Linked DNA regions of Mus musculus: region 2 is linked to region 1. The links are chromatin loops, found by intact Hi-C in ENCODE. Cell type or tissue: left cerebral cortex. All regions are shown on one strand. Links, peaks and the distances in the headings refer to the core of each region. The heading gives the core; the rest is flanking DNA.

The links. Hi-C counts contacts between places; a loop is a spot of excess contacts. Peaks named below come from ENCODE experiments on the same cell type or tissue, not always from the same donor. Only the 100,000 strongest peaks of a DNase experiment are listed, where the experiment ranks them.
Region 2: a loop joins it to region 1, with 2.2 times the contacts of the local background. A loop is called at or near these places in 1 of 42 quality-filtered maps.

The regions. Positions count from the first base shown.
Region 1 is chr8:22,751,650-22,761,470 of GRCm38, reverse strand. Plat (plasminogen activator, tissue) reads right to left here and starts at 3,749. Exons shown (of 14, transcript NM_008872.3): 1 at 3,643-3,749. In left cerebral cortex, for the core only: no CTCF peak of the experiment used is centred there; DNase peaks (open chromatin) are centred at 3,141 and 3,853; H3K4me3 peaks cover 1,541 bases; H3K27ac peaks cover 1,380 bases.
Region 2 is chr8:22,852,521-22,862,341 of GRCm38, reverse strand. Kat6a (K(lysine) acetyltransferase 6A) reads right to left here and starts at 2,796. Exons shown (of 18, transcript NM_001081149.2): 1 at 2,710-2,796; 2 at 740-825; 3 at 1-454. The coding sequence starts at 140. Gm46036 (a long non-coding RNA gene) reads left to right here and starts at 1,903. Exons shown (of 3, transcript XR_001778526.2): 1 at 1,903-2,088. In left cerebral cortex, for the core only: no CTCF peak of the experiment used is centred there; DNase peaks (open chromatin) are centred at 2,837, 3,043, 3,386 and 3,673; H3K4me3 peaks cover 1,508 bases; H3K27ac peaks cover 1,103 bases.

The sequences.
Region 1 (9,821 bases), core at 2,895-5,394:
TAAACACCACCCTCTCCAGATGCAATGAATTAACAATGAAATAATTAGGCAATTCCTCAGCCTGTCTCTGAAGTATGCACTCTTGAATCAGGAGGACACAGTCTGAAGTGTGGGTTCACTCTGTCTTTCATGAATGTATCTGAATTTCACCAGCCTTTCTGGAAAGTGGCGCCACCACAGTGAATAGGAGATGTGTGTGGATGAAAGCCAGGTACTCAGCAGAGGTCTGAATGCTATCACTTGCCTGGCATTGAGTTTTCAAAGCACCTTATGTTCATTAATTACTTAAGGTTTCAGACCTCACTTTACAGACATGAAAATGAGACAGAACTTCAAAAGGACTCCTTGAGGTGGTAGTTTGAGGACTGCCACCTGCCTCCCAAGCTGTCTGAGCTCTTCCCACTAACGGTCTGCATGATCCTTGTTTGTGACATTTTTTAGTTTTAATTTCTGGTGCTCTGGATTGGACTCAGAGCCTTGCATTTGCTAAGCGCATGCTCAGCCACTGAGCTGCAACTCAACCCTACTGATAACACTCTTAAACGGCTTTAAAGAGAGCAGACACTTCTCAATGCTAGGAACAGGACCCTTGAACTTAGACCCCCAACAGCCACTTACAGGTGTGGGTGGGCAATGTTGCCCCTCTGAGCCTCAGTTTCCTGGGCTTCCCAATGGGCTAATCTCTTCTATCTTGTATAGTTTTTGAAAGTTAAAGGAGCTATAGATACAGAACCTGGAAGCCTGATGCACGGCCGGTGTGCACCGGGCTTCAAGTGAATGTCCTCATCAACAGGACTCAAGTTGTTCGAAGCTACTGATAAAGAAGAGGTACCAAGCTCTTTGGGATGTGTGTGGGGGTGGGGCACGGTCCTCCTGGTCTTCAAGGGTTAATAACGGTTCCTTTTTCCTTGCACATATGACATGATAGAAAGCCCAGGTTCTGCACCAGGGTCAGAGAGCAGTACACACAGGAGCCATTACTTCCTGAATGCAGAGTGATATCTTATATCCCCATCTTCAATCTGTTTTTCTGGTTTGCCTTTTTCAGGACAGTTTTTCCACCCCACAGCAGGGCCTCTGAAACTCTCTGGGCATCTGGAATCAGCACTTGCCACATTTAGCTGCTTCAGTGGAATCATTAAGGTATAAGCTAACAGGATATTTGCTTCCACAGAATAGACTTGCAGTAGAAAAGTCTACAACGTATGGGACCAGTCTATGCCTGCAGTGATCATTTCAGAGGCACAGGGTGGACTCGGGTCTGTTAGGTCAATCCCCAAAGAAAACTCTAGAGGCTTCTCTCTGATGTGTCAGGAGCACTGAACATGAAGAACAGCTGGCCTGTGTTTTCTGAGCTGCTGACACAGCTCTCCTGGACTGTGCCTTTAAACATTCCAGAGAAATTTGTGATACATGACCAGCAATCTGCTTCATTTGTTTTTCCAGTAACCAAGAATTGAGTTCATCTTACCTTGCACTCCTATCTATAAAAGTTAGTCTCCCAGGCATCATGAAAGTAGACAGTTGGGCCAGTATTAAAGATGATGGTACTTGACCAAGGCTTTGTGAATCTCTACCTGTAACTTAACTTTCCTTTCCTTTCCTTTCCTTTCCTTTCCTTTCCTTTCCTTTCCTTTCCTCCTGAAACAGGATCTCACTTATCCCAGGCTAGCCTTGAGCTTCTGATCTTCTTGCCCACATCTCCTGAGCACTAGGGATTACAAGTGTTCACTGTAACACCAAGTTTACCTGGTGCTGGGAATCAGGCCTAAAGACTCTCTGCATTCCACGTGAACACTCTGCCAACTAAGCTGCAGCCCCAACTCCAGCTCCGTCCTCTAGAAATCTGGGTCGTCAGCACCCGACTGGGTTTGAAGTGAGACCTATCCCATGGCCAGCTCAAAGCTGGCCTTCAGTTCTTGGTTTCTGCATTTAGTTGCTTCCTGCAGCATTTTCTGACACCCAAGAGAAAAAAAAAAAAGAAACAAAAAAAGCTATTCTGAGACAATAGATGCACAGCTGCCAGAACTCAGATTGCACTGTTTCAGCTCAGACCACCAAAGGCTCCCACTCACAGAGACCTGGTGTCTCGGGATGTGTGTGAACTTTACACTGTGAATGGCGTTAAGTCTATTAACTGTGGCTGATAAGCCGTGTTTGCAGCCTCCACCATTAGATGGAGGACGAGCACATGTGTTTTCACCTTACAACCCTCACACCAGTCTTTCCAGTCCACGAGCCTGGCAGGCAACTCTGAGTCACTCTCTGGCTTTGGCCGAGCACCCTGCTCAGTGAGCAGTCTTGATGTGTGCAGCTTCAGTCCCCAAAGCCTTAGCGGAAATATAGATGTTCCTCTGCTCCTCCCGGCTGCATCAAGCATCCTGGGTCTGGGAGAGAGCAGGCCAGCTGCTGTAGAACTCACAGGAGACTTTCCAAATAATCTGGGGGTGTCCTGGAAACTCCGTCCTAATCCAGTTGGTCCGGGGTGGGGGGGTGCAGCTAGTACTGCCCCTGCCAGGATACAGGCTGGCTCTCCTAAAAACACTTTAGGTGGATTGAACAGGATGGTCAGAGGGACTGTTTACATTATAGTGTTTCCAGTATCTGGTCTGGGGCTGAATATTATTTAACCCTCACTGGCTGTGCCCACTCTACCTTCCACTGACCTGCATAGATTTGTTCTGGACAGGCCACGTCTGGATCTCAGTGAAAATCCCTAGCTGTATTTTTCTGTAAGTGTACTCCAGTTGTATTTGTGACGCGCTCGCAGGATTGTTAAATATCCACCACCACAACAGACACACGTTTTTTGTATATGCCCCTGCCCCATTATCAGCTGCGGAAGACCACGGCATCATTCTAAGCTGGCCATCAAATTAAAGCATTGCTACTGCTTTTCTTTGCACTGAAGCTTCGTCCTTAGTTATCTTGGAGCGCTGCATACTTTCCTCCCACGCCCACACCATCTCTCCCTCCCCCCACTCCATCCATCCTCCCGCTGTTTCTGTGAGGTTAAGAAAACAAAGGTCCTGAAGGAATCCAGAGAGCCTTTAGACTCTTCCAGCTGCAGCATGAAAAAGCAAACACATCTGTGCTTGATGTCCAAGGGTGAGATTGACTGGAAGAACGGAAGAGAGGATGCGATGAACTCCCGAGAGACGAGAGGTTTTGCATCCTGACTCCCACTAGTAATGAGAGGTTCCTAAAAATCTCAGCTTCTCTCTGCCAGCCTAGTTAATCATGCTGCCCAGGCAAAATGCCCCCTCCTTGATGCCCAGCCTGTTTTTTAGTGTGTTCCTTGGTCAGAAGGTAGCCATACAACTCTGGCTTCTCAGCTCAGGAAGGCAGCTGAATCTAGTTACTGCCCGTTAGTGCTGCTCCCATTGTCTGTTGAAAGAACCGGAGTCATTCTGTTTGCTTTCTCCCCTGTGCAAGCAAAACTTCTGCAAGAGACACCTCTCTCCCATTCTCTCCCTCTCACCTCAGCTTACCCAGGGTCATTGCAAAGAACCCTGGATGATGCTGGCTGGTCCTCTGTCTGTGCTTCCATTAAGCATCCCTTCACTGGCTCAGTTTGCCCCCAAAGACTTTAAAGGGACAGAAGAAGAGTCAGCTGTTAGATACCGGCAGAAATTAACTTACCGAGAGTGCTTGCTTCTTTCCCACTCTTGCAGGGGCCTCTCCTTGACGCTGAGCTCTTGAGTTCCTGCAGGCTCTGTCTCCCTGAACAGCTCCAGCCAATTTGAAGGATGAAGAAGGGGTGGGGCCAGAGGTGTGGGCGGGGTTTCTCCTCTGCTGGTGGGTGGACTGAGGAGCCAATGGAGCAGCCGGTGTCTCTAAGGAGGGGGAGGAAGTGCGCGCGGAGGAGCACAGCCAGTCTTGGCTTGCCGCCAGTTTGATTATTCACCGTACTGATGTCATCGAATCACAGGAATTTTCAGAGTTGGAGGGGACTTAAGACTCATCCTGTTTTAAAACCCCGGTCTCAAAGGCCTAAAAGGAACTGTAAGGATCTGCTGCTCTAAGCTCCTGTCTTGACCCATGAGTTTATAGTTCTAAACAGCCCCGCCCAGTTGGGGATGGGGGAGAGGTCTTCTGGAATTTGAAGCAACTACCCCTCAGGACACGTGGGCAATTAATTGGCCGGGCAGATGATGATAAGCTGGGTTGGGTGTGACTGGAGATAGAACGCACATGACTTTTGGTGCGCTCCCTACCTCTGACCTGCTCTCCTAGACTGAGGTGCTTCTCTGCGGCATCTCAGCAGAGATCTCTCAGAGAATTGAGAAAAGTGGGGAAATGGGCAGGTCTCTCAGCCTCAGCACCCTGAAATTCTATCCTAAGCCATCCTTCTTCTAAGCCCCACACCCCGGAGGCAGACAATAAAAGCTCCTGAAAACTACTATTCTGATGACCCTTTCACAACCTACCAAAGCCTCGGCAGTCTCGGGGCACCAGGTCACCCAAAATTCCAGTTTAGTCTTCATCTGCAGCTGCTTGCACATCAGAGGGGTGGGCGAGTGGCCTCTGTCAATCTCGGCTGGCGTGGAGCTGAGAGGAGGGTTTCTCAGTAATCACAGGTGCCCTGAGTTTTGCTAAATGCACACTCCCCTCCATAAACACACACACACACACACACACACACACACACACACACACACATCCTCCGAAACCCCAGCTTTTGTGTTTCTACCACCTGTGAGTCTGTTTCCCCTGTCAGACTCCGGGGGGTGGGGGTGGGGGGGGGTGGGAAGCAAGACTGAAGAGCCAGAAATACAAATGGGAAGCTGATACCATAACAATGGGAACTTTGATTTTAGTCAAAGGATTGCAGGGGGGTGGGGTGGGGGGAGTGAAAATAAATCTTAATGATATCACATCCTGGGAAACTTGCCTAGGAGCCCTTTGCTCCAAAGGGCTCCAAGTACAATAACTTGGGGGCAGATGGATAAGAAAATGAAGTGCTGAAGAAAGAGTTCCTAAGGCTAGCTTCTGCAATGGGGGTCCTCTCTGTAGTGTGTGTCACCTGTGGGGGCAGAGAGTTGGCTTAATGATCCCTTTGTTGGGGGCAATGGAAGTGGACAGCTGACGAGGTATCAGGACAAAAACCATGATGAGAAAACTAATTAAGAAGTGATGTGATTCCCAGGATAGCCCAAGGAAAGAGAAGTGGGCAAGAAGCTGACAACACAGCTATTAACCAGGAGGCAGGTGCTCTGTGTACAGACTAAAAGCATCTCCTTTAAAAGGGGATCAGCTTTTAAGGACAAATGAGGTAAATATCCAGATGGCATTATTGGGAATACACTGCTGGGATGTAGGGACTCCTCATGCATGCCATGGCTGGTCCTGCCCTGAAATTAGACCCTATTAAGGCCCAAGGCTCATAGACCTGCATCTCCCTGCCCCATTTCTCCCCGAGGACACAGGGATGGGCTATTAACAAATGCTGAGGTGGTGAGGGACTTTTCTTTGTGAGGGACTTGACCAGAGGACACCCCTCATCTCATACTTCTGGAAGTTACCCCAGTTGAATTCACTGTTTAGTTCTCCAGGCTAGACCCATGGAATTGTTTCCTTTGTCTGTTCTCAGTCTAGAGTTAACAGACGTTCGCTCATATCCGCTTAGAAGTAGTAAAGGCAGCATATACTGTCCAGGCCTTCATCTGCACTGGAGACTTACACTGGCTAGCTGGACCAGGTGGGTGAATTGCAGGCTCATGCACTCCCTGAGGAAAAAAATGGATAGGACAAAGCAAAGTCCTCTTGGAGATGGTGATAGCTATGAAGAATCGCTTACCAGACTGTACAAGAGGGATTTGCACTATTCTAACAAATCGTTCGAAGTGATGAAAATGAAAAGTTAAAAATCAGGCAATTCTCCTGGAGCAGACTTCTGAAATTTTAACCTAATAACAATAAGTTTTAAAATTCCACACATGATTATAAAACCTTGGGTTCTGTTTGTTTGTTTGTTTGCTTGCTTGCTTGTTTTGGAACTATGTAACTCAGGCTGACCTTGAACTCCAAGAATGCACCATCCAGAAGCCTGGTCTAAACCATTGTTTTGATCATGTGACACTGAAGATAATTTAGATGCTCAAAAATAGAGGAGTATTGGCATTCGACATATCAGCATAGTACAGTATTGTATGGTCTGAGGATGATTGATACCACAGTTATATAGACATACCAAAATTAGGAATATCACCTTGCCCCTAAGTGTGATGTAAATTCTATAAACCCCACAAGGATGAGTAGATAAAGATTAAAACACAGCATTAGGGCTCGATTGCTGTAGCAACGGATGGATTTTTCTTTTCAGTTTCTTTCATGGTACCTGCATACCACTCTGAGAAAAAGAAAGTGACTTCATACCAGATGCAGGCACATCTGGATATGCCCAGCTCATGAATCTTACACCAGCATGAGGAAGCAGCAGCTGTCCATACAGGCAGGTTCCAATGACAGAAATGTGCTTTTAGTGACTTACCATGGTCTTGCTCCGGAATCTATTCAACTTCTTTCCAAACAGATTGTATTTTCAGTCAGTTCCTTGGTGGTAGGAATCAAGTTCCTTAGGTTGATCTGTTTTGAATCTTCAAACTAGGATTTCCTTTCTTTGGGCCCACTGCCACCTCATTGAGCTTCCAATCCAGCGGCTAGTCACCCAAGAGCTATGTGGCCCAAGGCAGAGGGCCAGGTTGGACACCAGGAAGTTTGCTCTTTTCTGTCTGTTTGCTTGTGTTTAGATTTGCTTTCTTGTGTTTCGGATGAGAATGCTAGAGACTCACAGGGTTTGTTACATGACTCAACCAGAATGCCACGGGAGGGAAAATGCTTTTTGCTGAAGGACCTGCTGTTTCAGATTTAATAAGCCACTTAAGGGTTTCAGGGCTGGAGATGTGGGTCACTGGCAAGGCGCCTACTCAGGTGGCTAGCCCTGTGGAAGGGAAGGCTTTTTGATTTCCCAGCAAGGGTGAAGGTGCCTTTAGAGACTTTGTCAAACTATCTTCCAAGCACCATTGGGGTCACAACGTGAACAAGATTATCCAATGCGTGTTAGTAAGAGGGGAACTGCAGGGGACAAGAGGTTTGAGGGAGTTCTGTGCCTTCTGCTTGACTTTTCTATAAACTTAAGACTGACCTATGAGGGCCAGAGGGCTAGCTCAGCAGTGAGGAGCACAGGCTGCTCTTGTAGAGGACCTGAGTTCGGTTCTCAGCACCTACATCAGCTGACTACTGCCTGTAATTCTAGCTCTAGGAGACCCAATGTATGTGGCCTACACACACACACACACACACACACACACACACACACACAATTATAGGATCTTAATTCTTCTGACGAGATCAGTTGCTCTATGAGATCATTTGCTACCCCCCACCCCCACCCCCAGTTTCATGCCAGCATCTTAAACCAACAATCAGGCAGAATCACTCTGTCATACTTTTATAACTTTAACGGTGTCCATGATTCATAGAGCTATTCTAACCCAGGTTGTCATTTCTTTCTTACTTCTTTCTTCTGTTTAGTTTTGTTTTTCTTGGTGTGCTTGGCATAGTACCCAGACCTTATGCTTGCTAGGTGAGTACTCTGCCACTGTCCACGTGCCCAAGCCCAGCCTTTGCATCATAAGCTTGAGGGCACAGCAAAGTGATGGCCCTGAAACGCTGGCGCCCAACACTGGGCACTGTGTCTCGGACCTCACTCTTCTTCCCTTGAGGAATGCTTGCTTGCTTTCAGCCCTTTGGTTGTTTAATTTGCTTGTTAGGTTATCATAAAGATAATGATAATGACAATAACCTCAAACCAAATGACCACAGTCTGCCCACTTCCTTCTGACCCCCAACAGTGGCAGAGAGTAGCTATGCTGGCAGCAGGCTCTGTGGAGAGACCCTGGAGCCTTCAAGCTCATTGTAAGTTCCTCAGGAGAGAGATACACTCCTAATGGGCATAGTGACTTAGGCAGCATCCACTCTTATACCTGTTCTGGTTTCCAGCGAGGACTTGCATGAGTCCGGGGGTGACGGGAGCACTATTGTTTACTCTGCGCCCAGTATGGCAGGACACCCTTCTCTGCCTTCTTCCTGAGCCAGGCATTTTTACCTAGCAAACACAACCTCAGTCACTTCCCACAACTCCTCTCCCCACCCATGCAAATGATGCATGATTTATAAAGATGACCTTTTACCTCGTTCTCACTGCATCAAACATTTTCCCCCATGGAGGATTTATAACAATCCAAACAAACCTGAGGTCATTTCCCTGGCCCTAGCCTTCCTTTATCTATGGGGCACAGAGTTTCCTGTCTGATTTTAGTCACCAGCTATTCGGAATGGGGACATCCTGACTGTCCCCTGACCTATCTTACTACCTGTTCAGGAGTGGCTGAGTCCACAGCTATTCTTAGAAATTAAGGAAGTAGATCTGAGGTGCAGCTCAGTAGACTAGAGCACCTGCCTACCAGGTGAGAGACTCTGAAGTCTTCCCATCCAGCAGAGGAAAAAAGTGTGTGTGTGTGGGGGGGGGGGAGAAAGTAAAAGAGAAGATATAAAGAGGAATCTGCAGAACACAGAGCATAAGTGGACTCTGTGCACCTGTATACCTGACCTAATGCTACCTGAAGAAAAGACTCATTGTCAGCATTTACCTGGCAGAGCCAAGGCCAGCCAGTCCCTGCCTTCTAAGGTTACCTTTAGCTGTGTGAGGACCAACACAGACATTATACTGTGCTATGGAAAAATGAACCAGGTCATGAGACTCTTTGCCATGTTTTTTTTTTTTTTAATGCTCTGTGCATGAGAGACTGACAGTACAGGACAGGGCAGCTTTGGCTGTGGATGCAAAAGGCACCTGAAATGTCTTTTGGCAGACAGGGGACAGGTAAGACTCTGGAGGATGGGGCTGTCATCATAACCTACCTGTAAAAGTACCTTCGGCAAAGTTGGCAGGAGACATGATATATAACTTAGTGGTGAGACCTCTGGGAGATCTGATTGTTTTAAAGATGACTAAAAACAAGTTCTGGACAGGTCTGCATTCAGAATCAGGACAGCGGAAGGAACAGAGGTGGCTAGTGTGGATAAAAATGGAAGTGCTCTGTAGATTGGTGATCACCAGAAATAACCATGATGCTGCCCTGCCAGGGCATCTCGGAGAACTGAGGGCATGCTCTGAGGGGTCCACTCTGGGCCTCAGAACCTGGGTTTCAGCGGGTCGCCAGCAGCAGGACCTGGGTTTCTGTTGCTCCCTGTCAGCTGCCCATGGAGAACTCATCATTGGTCTCTCCAAGGACTGAGGCTGTTACCATTTCGTCTGCCTGGTACCCATACATCCCACACAATTCAAAAACACCATCCGCTGCAGGCCAGCAGGGATCCTGCTATGGCAGATCTATAGACCAAGTGGCTATTCTAAAGACCTCAAATGGTTCTCTATTTCTGCTTAGTGACCCGGGAAGTTGCAGCTATCAAGACACTTAACCTTCACCTTTTTCTATGCTGCCAGGGTGAAGAGATCAGGCACTGTTTACATCCCCAGAGATACCTAAAGCATCCTGTGGTAAGAGGAAGTCATCTTTGTGTCTGGAACCCCACGGGGAGCAGAGAGATGTCAGAAGAGGTGAGAGAGCATTTTGGCCACTCTCTAGCTGACAGAGACCAGGGTGGGTGGGTGTGAGATAAGTAGAACACATCTGGGACACATCTGCCCAAAGGCTCTGACGTTCTGGATTAGCATGACACGGTTCAGAATTTAAGCCCTGACCAAGGTTATCTGCAGGGTCCTCTAAGCGAGGCATTCAACTCCCCCAAGCTAG
Region 2 (9,821 bases), core at 2,436-4,935, 100 kb before region 1:
ACAGTCCTGCGGTCCAGCCCATGGGATGAGGACACGGCATTGCAGATCCTTTCCTCTGAAGGTCGCTGTTTCTGCTTCTTGACTTTTTTGATGGCCTCCAAAATCCACTCCGTGTACAGCGGGTTAGCGAGTTTTACCATGGTGAAGGATTCTGTATATCCATAGAGTCGTTATCCCTTATCCTGATGCTGAGTAAGTCTTACACCATGGAAAACAGGATTCTCGGAGGATGGGAACCAGTTAACCATAGCATACAAGATTTCTGGCCTGAGTCTTCCCTCCTTTCACAAAATAGATTTACAGCCTACTTTTACCTCAGAAATCAAAACGCCTGGTTTTTCTGTCGTATCTTCAAAATCCTCACTATCACAACGCATTGGTGTCTACTCCACACACACTCCTGGGTTCCACACATCTCATTCCCGGCTTCAAGCAGAAAGTGAGTATCTTAAGCCTGAGAAGAAATTAAAATAATGTCAGTTTTCTATCAAGGCCTGCTCTGTGAATAAGTTATCAAATGAAACCTCCTAGTCGCGTCTTAAAGCAGTGTGTTTAACAACACTCTCAAGAGCTTAAATACAGCACTATCAATACAGTCAACTGGAAACCACGGGAATAAAAACAGAAGGAGAAGAAGCTGAGTAGTTAAAGTAAAATGAGGAACTAAAGATGTCTACAAACGACCTCAGCCGTAACTAACCGGAGGAGTGCTAGTTAGTCCTCCGCAATCTGTGCTCACCAGTCTAGGGGGTCAACTCGTCCTCCACATTGTCCCCAAGAAACTATTCAGCACTTCAACAAGTATCTGGATTAGTAGGAAGAATCCTGCAACAAAAGCAAAAGTGGATCAGCTTTCAAAATTCCAGTGGATAGGAAACAGACAGTAAGCTCTGCAGAAACCACTAACAGCAATCTGATCAGTTCCTACACGAAAGAAAATAAACCTGCTTCACACACCACAATACGGAGAGTAATGCAAACGAAAACAGCTTAGTGTCAAAGTGTGTAAGGAATTTCATTCAAACTTTCACCAATACCCATACACTGAAGGAAATGACAACTGTCAAACATAATCTACAGATAAACTAGAAATAAGAAAGGCCTAGAATCATTTGGATCAAATGCAGATACATGTAAAATCGTACAATACAGAAAACAAGTAACTGCCTATGATCTGATAAAAATGTAAATTTGAGATTGCTATCTCAGAATGTACATTAGTCAATAAAACAAAAACAAATATACTACTACCTCTGAACTTGTTCCTCCAAAACTAAGTGTAACTTTGAACTTCTCATGTTTTGGAGCACGTGTACAATATAAACACAGCAAAAAAGGGGCGGGGGCACCCCTTCAGCAACTATTCCCAACAGTGTGCAGGCAAACGGGAGACTAATACATGAGGAATGAAATAGTACTAGTAAGAAAAAAAGCATTAGCACCCGGGGCCAAAATGTATTTCAAAATTAGCTAACTAAAAGAAGTACCCCCCTCCCCAGGAGGGGTGCTTCATATTAGTGGAGGTTTTACGAGGACAAACATCAGAATTATTACCCAAGGGATGTTTCTGATATAGACACTAACTTTAAAGTAACCAGGACTAAGACCTAAGAAGGTGGGAACACCCTATGTGGCTGAGTTTTCAGGTGAAAAAGAATGAATGACAGTCACACATTGTCTTTCCGGCCGGAAGTTTCCCCAATCTGCGAGTCTGCACAAACCAACGCTCTGAAGATCTGAACCCTAACTCTCAGAAAGTACACTCGCGAGCTAGAAAGAAAGACCAGCCGGGCTCGCAAAGCCCTTCCCGCTCTCTCTCCCAACCCAAAACACATCTGCGCGCGCCCTCGATTTAAAGCCCAAGGAACTTTAAAAAAAACTTGAAGCGGCAGAGCCCCGCAGTTTGCCAGCGGACCGCTTCGCCGGTCCCATTCTATGGAAACACAGCCCGGAGAGTAAGTTAACAATGAAATCACGTGGAGTTAGGAGCATAGTAAGCTCTAGCCCCAGCTCCTCCGAGCTCTTCGCTCCAAGGGGTCGGCTCAGAAGAGCAGCAAGGGGGACACCGGCTGTGACGGAGCCTGACAGGTAGGGCAGGTCCGGCCCAAAGTCGCGGAGCTCTTGACAGGCAAGCCCGCCGCCACCCGTCCCGGCTAGGGGCTGACAGTCCGACAGACACAACACCACACGTGCTGCCTGCTCCAGACCACTGCACCCACCAGGCTGTCACCCTGCACCGCTCAACCCCGCTCGGATCTCCGCGCACTCCGCACAGCCCGGAGTGCGCGCCCGCCCGGCGCCGGGAGCGGCGGGAGCGGCGGGCGGGCGGGCGGACGGACGGCGGGCGCGCCCCCGAGGGAGAGCGGGCGAGCCCGCACAGCAGCCCCAGGCTCCGCGGCCTGGCTGCTCGGCGCCAGGGAGCCCCGGCTCCCGGAGTGGGCCGCCGGCGGAGCTAGGGCGGCGGCGGCGGCGGGCCCGTCGGCGCGAGCCCGGAGGGCGGGCGCGGGCCGGGCCGCGGAGTCGGACGCGAGGGGGCGGCCGCGGCGCCCAGCCCGAGGCCTGGCGCAGAGCAGCGGGGAGGCGGCGCAGGCCGCGGCGGGGCCTGCAAGCGGCCCGCCGTCCCCGCGAGGCGCCGAAGCAGACTCCGGGGCGGCCTAGCCTCGGGCTCGGCAGCTGGGAGCGACCGGGGGCGGCCCCTCGGCTCCTTACCTGGGGGGAAGACAGCCGGGATCCCGGGGGCCCGGGCCGGACCGCGGAGATGCCCCAAACTGACACGGCCGCCATCTTGGAGACAGTGAGCTCCGACTGGGGGGAGGGGAGGCCAAGCGGCGGAACAGCCGCGGGGGGAGGGGAGCGTCGCGAGGGAACGGCTGCCTGGGGAGGGAGCGGGAACAGCCTGCGCGGGCGGGCGGGAGGGAGGGAGCGGAGGAGCGCGGGAGGGGGGCGGCCGGTAGCTGGAAGAGCCGGCTCGTCGCCGGGAAGGGCCGGAGGGCGGGGCCACGGGGGGCGGGGTGGAGGGAGCCGCTGGGCGGGTCACGTGGGGCGGGTACAAAAGGCCGAAGCCCGGGTGGAAGCGGGAGTTGGCCGGGCTGGAGGCCAACAGCTGGGGGCGTCCCCTCCTCCTTTCTCACGCGCAGCGATCGGGCAGAATGGCGAGGCCACAGGCGGAAGGTGCACCCGGATTATACAGCCCGGGAAACTTGGAGCGGGCGGGCGGGCGGGCGGGCGGGCGGGCGGGCGCTTGGGTGGGGCGGCTTCGGCGCGACGCCGAAACCTCGGAGCTAGGAAGCTCGGAGCTCCCGGCGCGCGGCGTCCGCCCGGGTTCCCAGGCCCTTGTTAGCGCCCGGGGGCGTGCACCCGCGGCTGCCTTGCAGGGTCGGGGACACACACACACACACACACACACAGTGGCTTCGGGAGCTCCGTGGCTGGGCGGGGGAACGCGGGTGGCAGGAGTTCCTTCTTTTGCCTTCGCCTTTCTGCTCACTCTGCACTCCAGCTGCTCATCCCCCCGTGGTTCAAAGAATAGTCTGGCTAGAAAGGGGAGAGGGCACGAAGTTGGACACTCCTTGTCAGCCAACAAGATGCCCACCTAGGGCACTTGACTGACCCCCCTGCCCGCAAGTCACTAAACCTTGGAAACATGTTTATAAGAAACACCACCCACCGAGCTCGGTTTCTAGGACTTGGACAAGGTCACACAGCTATTATGGCACGGTTGCTTGTGGAACCTGGGTCTTTCTCTTCTTTTCCTACCCTGTGCAGTTTGATGGCTGAACCGCAGAGACTCTTGGCTAGGGCAAGCCTCTCCGCTACTGGCTACCTGTTTCTTTGTCTTTGGTCCACTAGAAACTCTTGAGATTGAGTCCCACACACACATACCCCTTCCCTGGAAAGACGTTAAAGCTCAACAGCTTGAGACTTGTATTGCTGCTACCCTTGCACTTGGTTTATGTCCCCTTCCTAGACTGTTAACCCCCCGCCACCTCATTTTATCATAGCTTTACCAAAAAGGAAAAAAACACCTGCTAGTCGCTGCCATAACTTTGATATTACTTTGTTGGTTTTGTGCTTTATTCACTTTACAGTTCAGGTGTAGTCGTAATGCTTTTAGTATATTCCCAGGTTAATGTTCTTCGACAGTGCCATTTGGCATCCCAGCATCTAACCAACATGATGCCAAGGGCTCAAAACAGCGCTTATAGTGAATAAGCATTTGTAAGCGTCTGAGAAATAAGTTTACACCTCACCTCATGTCCTGTCTCCAAACCTCATTCCCTGCTTTCAGATCTGAGTAGCCCTCCTCCACCCTAATTCTTGCCCAGACGACTATGCACACTAGACTGTTGAAACTATTCCATATTAATACTAGCCTGGGAAACTCACGCAAAGGGCCTGCAGTGCCCTATACTGATGTTGATAACAAGCAGTTGTGGAGAGGTTTATTGGATCACCCAAAACCACTTCTCTACAAACCCCAAATTGTATTCCATTACTAGTGGAAGAGAAATTTGAAGACAGGAGGATGACCAAGATCAAGACTCAGTGGACTCCCCATCTCAAGGGAATATGGTAGACAATGTTACGGCAAAGACACATAGTATCATCCACAGGCCTCCAAGAATGGACACACGCATGCACGCACGCACCTGTTTGCTTGTTTGTTTGTTTGTTTTAGATATACATTACTAAAGGGCATACTCAGAGATCTTTATAAGTTTTGCAGCAAAAAAAATCAGTTTTGCAAGTCCACCTGCTGTCCGAAATGGCAGAATTTAGTGTAACTCTGGAGTTGGGGGGGGGGGGTGTTGTTTGTTGATCTTTGAGACAATTCAGACAGCTGAAGATTATTTCCTCTGTCAATCAAAAAAGCTACAGTCCTCATCTTAAAGGGAATAAAAGAGTTTATTCTGGGTCCATTCTAAGTGACTGTGACCCAGGACATAATTTCCTTATTATAACTTGATTGAAACTAACAGTATTATTTTATCACTTAGAAATTCACCAGGTAGAATGTTAAATATCACAGACAATTTTAAAAATCTAATGACAGGAGTATTTAAGAAACCAAAGGTGAAAGCAATGTGCAGTTACTGGGGGCACTCAGGTGTCAGTCAGTTAGACAAGCATCATCCAGCACCTTCAAGTCCTCCTGAATGTGCTCCCAGAAGAGGTGAGCACGTTGGCAGCCTTGGGTTTCCCATCCTGAGAGTGAGCTGGGAGTACCTGACTGCAGTCCTGATCTTTTCATCAGAATGGAGGCTTTGATGTGGTGCCTCTTTTCCTTCTTAGTTGACGAAACCACCTGGTTTTCTTTATCCTTCAGTGAAGACTCTGTGATTCTAATTTTAGTGTCAACGTTAAAAATGCTTTACAAGATATGCTACTTGTTTATCTCATAGACCAAACTGGATGAACAGATTTAAACATTTGTCCATTAAAGCAACTTTCACAATCACTATTTAATTTAGTAGGAATATTCTAAGTAGGTATAACACTCCAAAAAGAATTGTTTGGTATAGTTAATATAATGGATGACTGACTATCTAAAAAGAAAAGGTTTGCACTTAGATCTTAAAATTGTGATATTTAATATTTCTACCTTACCTTGTATATTATGTATGTTGTGTACATATATATATGTGTGTTCCAAAAAAAAAAAAAAAACAACCCACCTCTAGTGTTTTTTCAATTAACTCTGAACTCTATCTACTCTAGCTAGAGATACCCAAAGATTTATGTCAATCCTTTCTGTCCAAAAATTATACCAAAAGCATCAATCTCTAATTACATTTTTGGTGTTTTATACCTTAAGTACTAATGCTTCAAGTATTTAAAATGTCCTATAAAACAGCTAACCAGGATTTAAAAATTAATTGAACCATATTTGGATTTTACTAGTTAAAAATGGAGACATAGTACTACAGTGTCTCCTTCCAAAGTTCATTTTTCAAGAATTTAAATATAAGTGAGATAGCTCATAGAGTACAAAGAACTATAAATGTGAGGGGAAACATAGTCAATCTAATTTTAAATTATGCAAATTTTTGGTATTTTAGCCACATGTGTCCATCATCTGCCTTGGATCCATCAGGCCACACCGTGTCCTTGATGACTTAAGTTTAGATTAGTAGCACTGCCACGTGGCATATGCAGATAAAGAGGGTACAAGAAAAATAACTCATATCTGGATCATGATGGCTAATAGTTTTGATATGGTCTGGGGCTCCTTAATGGCTTTACCAGCCAGCCATCTGTCCTGAAAACTGCAACCGTTCCCCGTCTATATCAGATCTTACGACTGAGCCTTCCTAGCTAGGAAAGACCTTATAATATTTAATAAACAACATGCAGTCCACTCACACAATGTGATCCTGGGTGAGCAGAAAATTGTGACTGAGAACTGGAAAGAAGCTGTGCCTGCAGAGACTGATTGAGTGAAGTGCAGAACACTGGAGAGACGGGAATGTTACAGTGCTAGAGGCTAATAAGTACCTAAGCCAGAGCTAGCCGGAGCTAGCCGGAGCTCTGGGACAGCCATCCCCAGCCTACCTCTGTATCAGAGCTAATATCCTTCTAATAGTAGGTAAAACCCTTTTGTAATTTGTTAACAGGGCTGCTAGCTTCCATTAGCACAAAAGCTGAGGATGTCACCAGATAGCAACTCAGACCTATAGAAAGTTTTTCCCAATCTTGCTGCCACTGCCTCTGTGATACACCCATCAATGTATTTAAGACTTTCCTTGATTTATGACATTCTTTGTTCTATAAAACTTCACCAAACTGCTTCCATGTTGGAACTAGAAATTTGGGGTAACCCAAAACTGTATTTCTAGACCATAATCACTCAGAATGGCTCCAGAATTAACTCTTACATTAGGTTGAGAGCTGTGGCCTTGCATTGACAGTAGCATATCTCCGAACATCCCCTCCTCTTTGGAAACCTTTTCCCCAAGTTGTGTGTGTGTGTGTGTGTGTGTGTGTGTGTGTGTGTGTGTGTGTGTGTGTAGAATATATGTATTCCTGCAATATTGCTTGTCTGTGCTAGCCAGGGGAAAATATGTTTTGGGTTGGTTCTGAGTGATACTTTAGGGATTGGCTTTCCCAGCTCTGAGCCTAAAATCACCACCCTCTCCCACTGGGCCTCAGGGTTATCCTTGCTTGTTTATCAGAATGTAAGTGTGCTTAAGACTCCAGGTGACCAGTCAGTCCCTTACATGTCTCCTCAGGAGAGCCAGTAAAGTCCATTCTAACCCGGGTGTGGGGGGTGTTTGTGGGGTTCTCTATCATGCCCGAGTCCAGTGCATGTGGTGGGCTGTTCCCCTGATAATTTTTGGGTGGGAGGGAACAGGTGTCCATTGGAGTCTTTTATGATCAAGTGCTCATAAAATTCCTAAGCTCTGGGCTCATCAGTGTCACAAGAGAAGCATCGGGGGAACTGCAGAATTAGGCATTTGAAGGGGGGTGTCAGGGAACAAAGGCCAAATGATAATAAGTCAAAATATTTCAAAGACAAACAGAAACCAAAATGCCTTCAAAGTTTCGAAAAGCATAAACTAAATTGCCTTTTGAGATCTGAAATCAAACAGAACCCGAACTAAATGTCTAGAGCTTAAAATTCTTTCAAAGCAAACAAAACAGATGCCTAAAATGAAATACTTGAAAGCAGACCAAATAGGTAGCTATCAAGTTAGGATCCTTAATTAGACATCTCAGAATAAACAAATGGACCAGCAACCATACAGGGGGAGGTCCAGAGCCTAGAAAAGAACTCCCCTGCAATCCACCTATGGAAGTAACAGGTGGCCTGGACTCAGTGGGTCCATGCAGGTACCTGGCTGCCACTCAGGTGACTCACCCAGTGAAAACTGGATGGATCTCTGAGGTCCATTTTGTGGCTCCACAATTGTCAATAAAAAGAGCACAGCTCTCATCTTGAATAAGAGTTAGTTTATTCTGGAGCTATTCTGAGTGACCACAGCCTGGAAACACAGACTCAGGTTACCCCAAATTCCATGTTCCAACATGGAGGCAGTTTGACGAAGTTTTATAGTGTTACAGAACAAAGAAAGTCATAAATGAAGGCAGGTCTGAAATACGTTGATGGGTCCTTGAGAGAAGCAGTTAGAGCAAGATGGGAGAAGCTTCAATAGGCCTCAGATGCCATCTGATGACCGACCTTCTTAGCTTTTAGGTTAATGGATGCATTCTACCAAGTTAAGATTTCAAAAGATTTTGACCTGTTAGTCACAGGATGCTCTAGGCAAGGAATGGCTGTCCCCAGCCAAAGCTAGCTCAAGACAAGGTATTAGCCTTTGGCCAGCAATATTCCATTCTGCCCTTCCGAGGGTGGCACACAGTCCTAATGAGTCATCCAGTGCCCCCCACCCCCTGCCCCGAGTTGTTCTGCACACCTTCAATAACTTGCTCCAGAAGTCCCTGATTTTCAGCTATTCTTGGTAATCATGTTTTATGCATTCCAAGTCAGTTCAAAAGTCAGCGAAGTCTCGTTGTTTAAAACTTTATCCTGTTTTCACTGGAAATATTTTTAGTACATTTACATGCAATATAGTAACGGGTAAAGGTTAGACTTATACTTGGTATATTTGTATTTTGTTTTATTCCGATTCGTCCATCTTGTGTCTTTTGTTCTATCTTGACTTCTCTTGAGTTCATTATACTATTTTACTTATGGGAACAGAAACGATGGCTCAGCAGTTTAAGATCACTTCTTGCTCTCCCCAGGGACTAGATTCCCAGTCCTTGTCAACCCTAGCCTTTGTTGAGTGGTAGATGACTGCCTGTAACTCCAACGCCAGGGGATCCAACATCCTCTTCTGGACTCTGAGTGTTTTGAACACACGTGGCATACATTCACACAACCAGAAACACCCATGGATAAATAAAAGGGACAAACCATCTGGGAGCTCTCCCCCTGGGAGGTTGTTCCTCCCTCTATAATCATTCCATAGTCACTGCAGCTGTCTCAGATCAGGACCCCATACAATTGATTTTGCCCTTCTGTGTTAGTCTATTGGTGTCAACCTTGCTCAGATCACATTTAAGCAGCCATGTTGATGAAACTTACGGTTGTATCCTCTCAGACACCCCAAGGAGACACAGTTTCACATTTGGTACATTTACATGTGATACAGTAACTGGTCAAACTTAGACACACAGCAAACTTCCTGTCGTCCTACCTCTTAGAATCTTTCTACCCTTTCTGCTTTTGAAACCTCAAAGCCCAATCCCAGTGACACACATCCTCCTAATCCTCCCAACACTGTTCCAGCAGCTGGGCATCAAACATTAAAGTCTATGAGCCTTTGTATAAAATATATGTTTTCCTTTAAGACCCATGACCTCACTAGCCCTTGATTTGTTAGCTAGGTGTCCAGTACCAGGCTTAGTACCCTCTTGTTGGGTTGATCTTACAAAGCTGTTACCACAAAGGCGTGACTGTTACTTGTTGCATCCGTATGTACATAGTGCCATGCAGGACACTGCTATAGTTCATAGGCATAATAGCTCCATGGGACTATGGGTTGCTCGAAAGCTTACATGGTACCCTCTAGTACCATGAAAGCCAGTACTTGGGGAGAAGGCTTTGGGTCAGATCCTGCTCAGATCCTGTGGATCCTGTGTCCAAAGTGCATGGTACCTATAGCAATAAGGGTTTATTTTCTTCAACCTCTGGGAGTCAGGCACGGGAAACAGCAATAGGCCGTATATTTTAGGAACCTGGTGTACAGCCCTTTCCAACAACTGGAAAGGGGGCTTCTCATGCCTGGGAGTAGTGTATGGCTCTTGTCGTGAAGCAT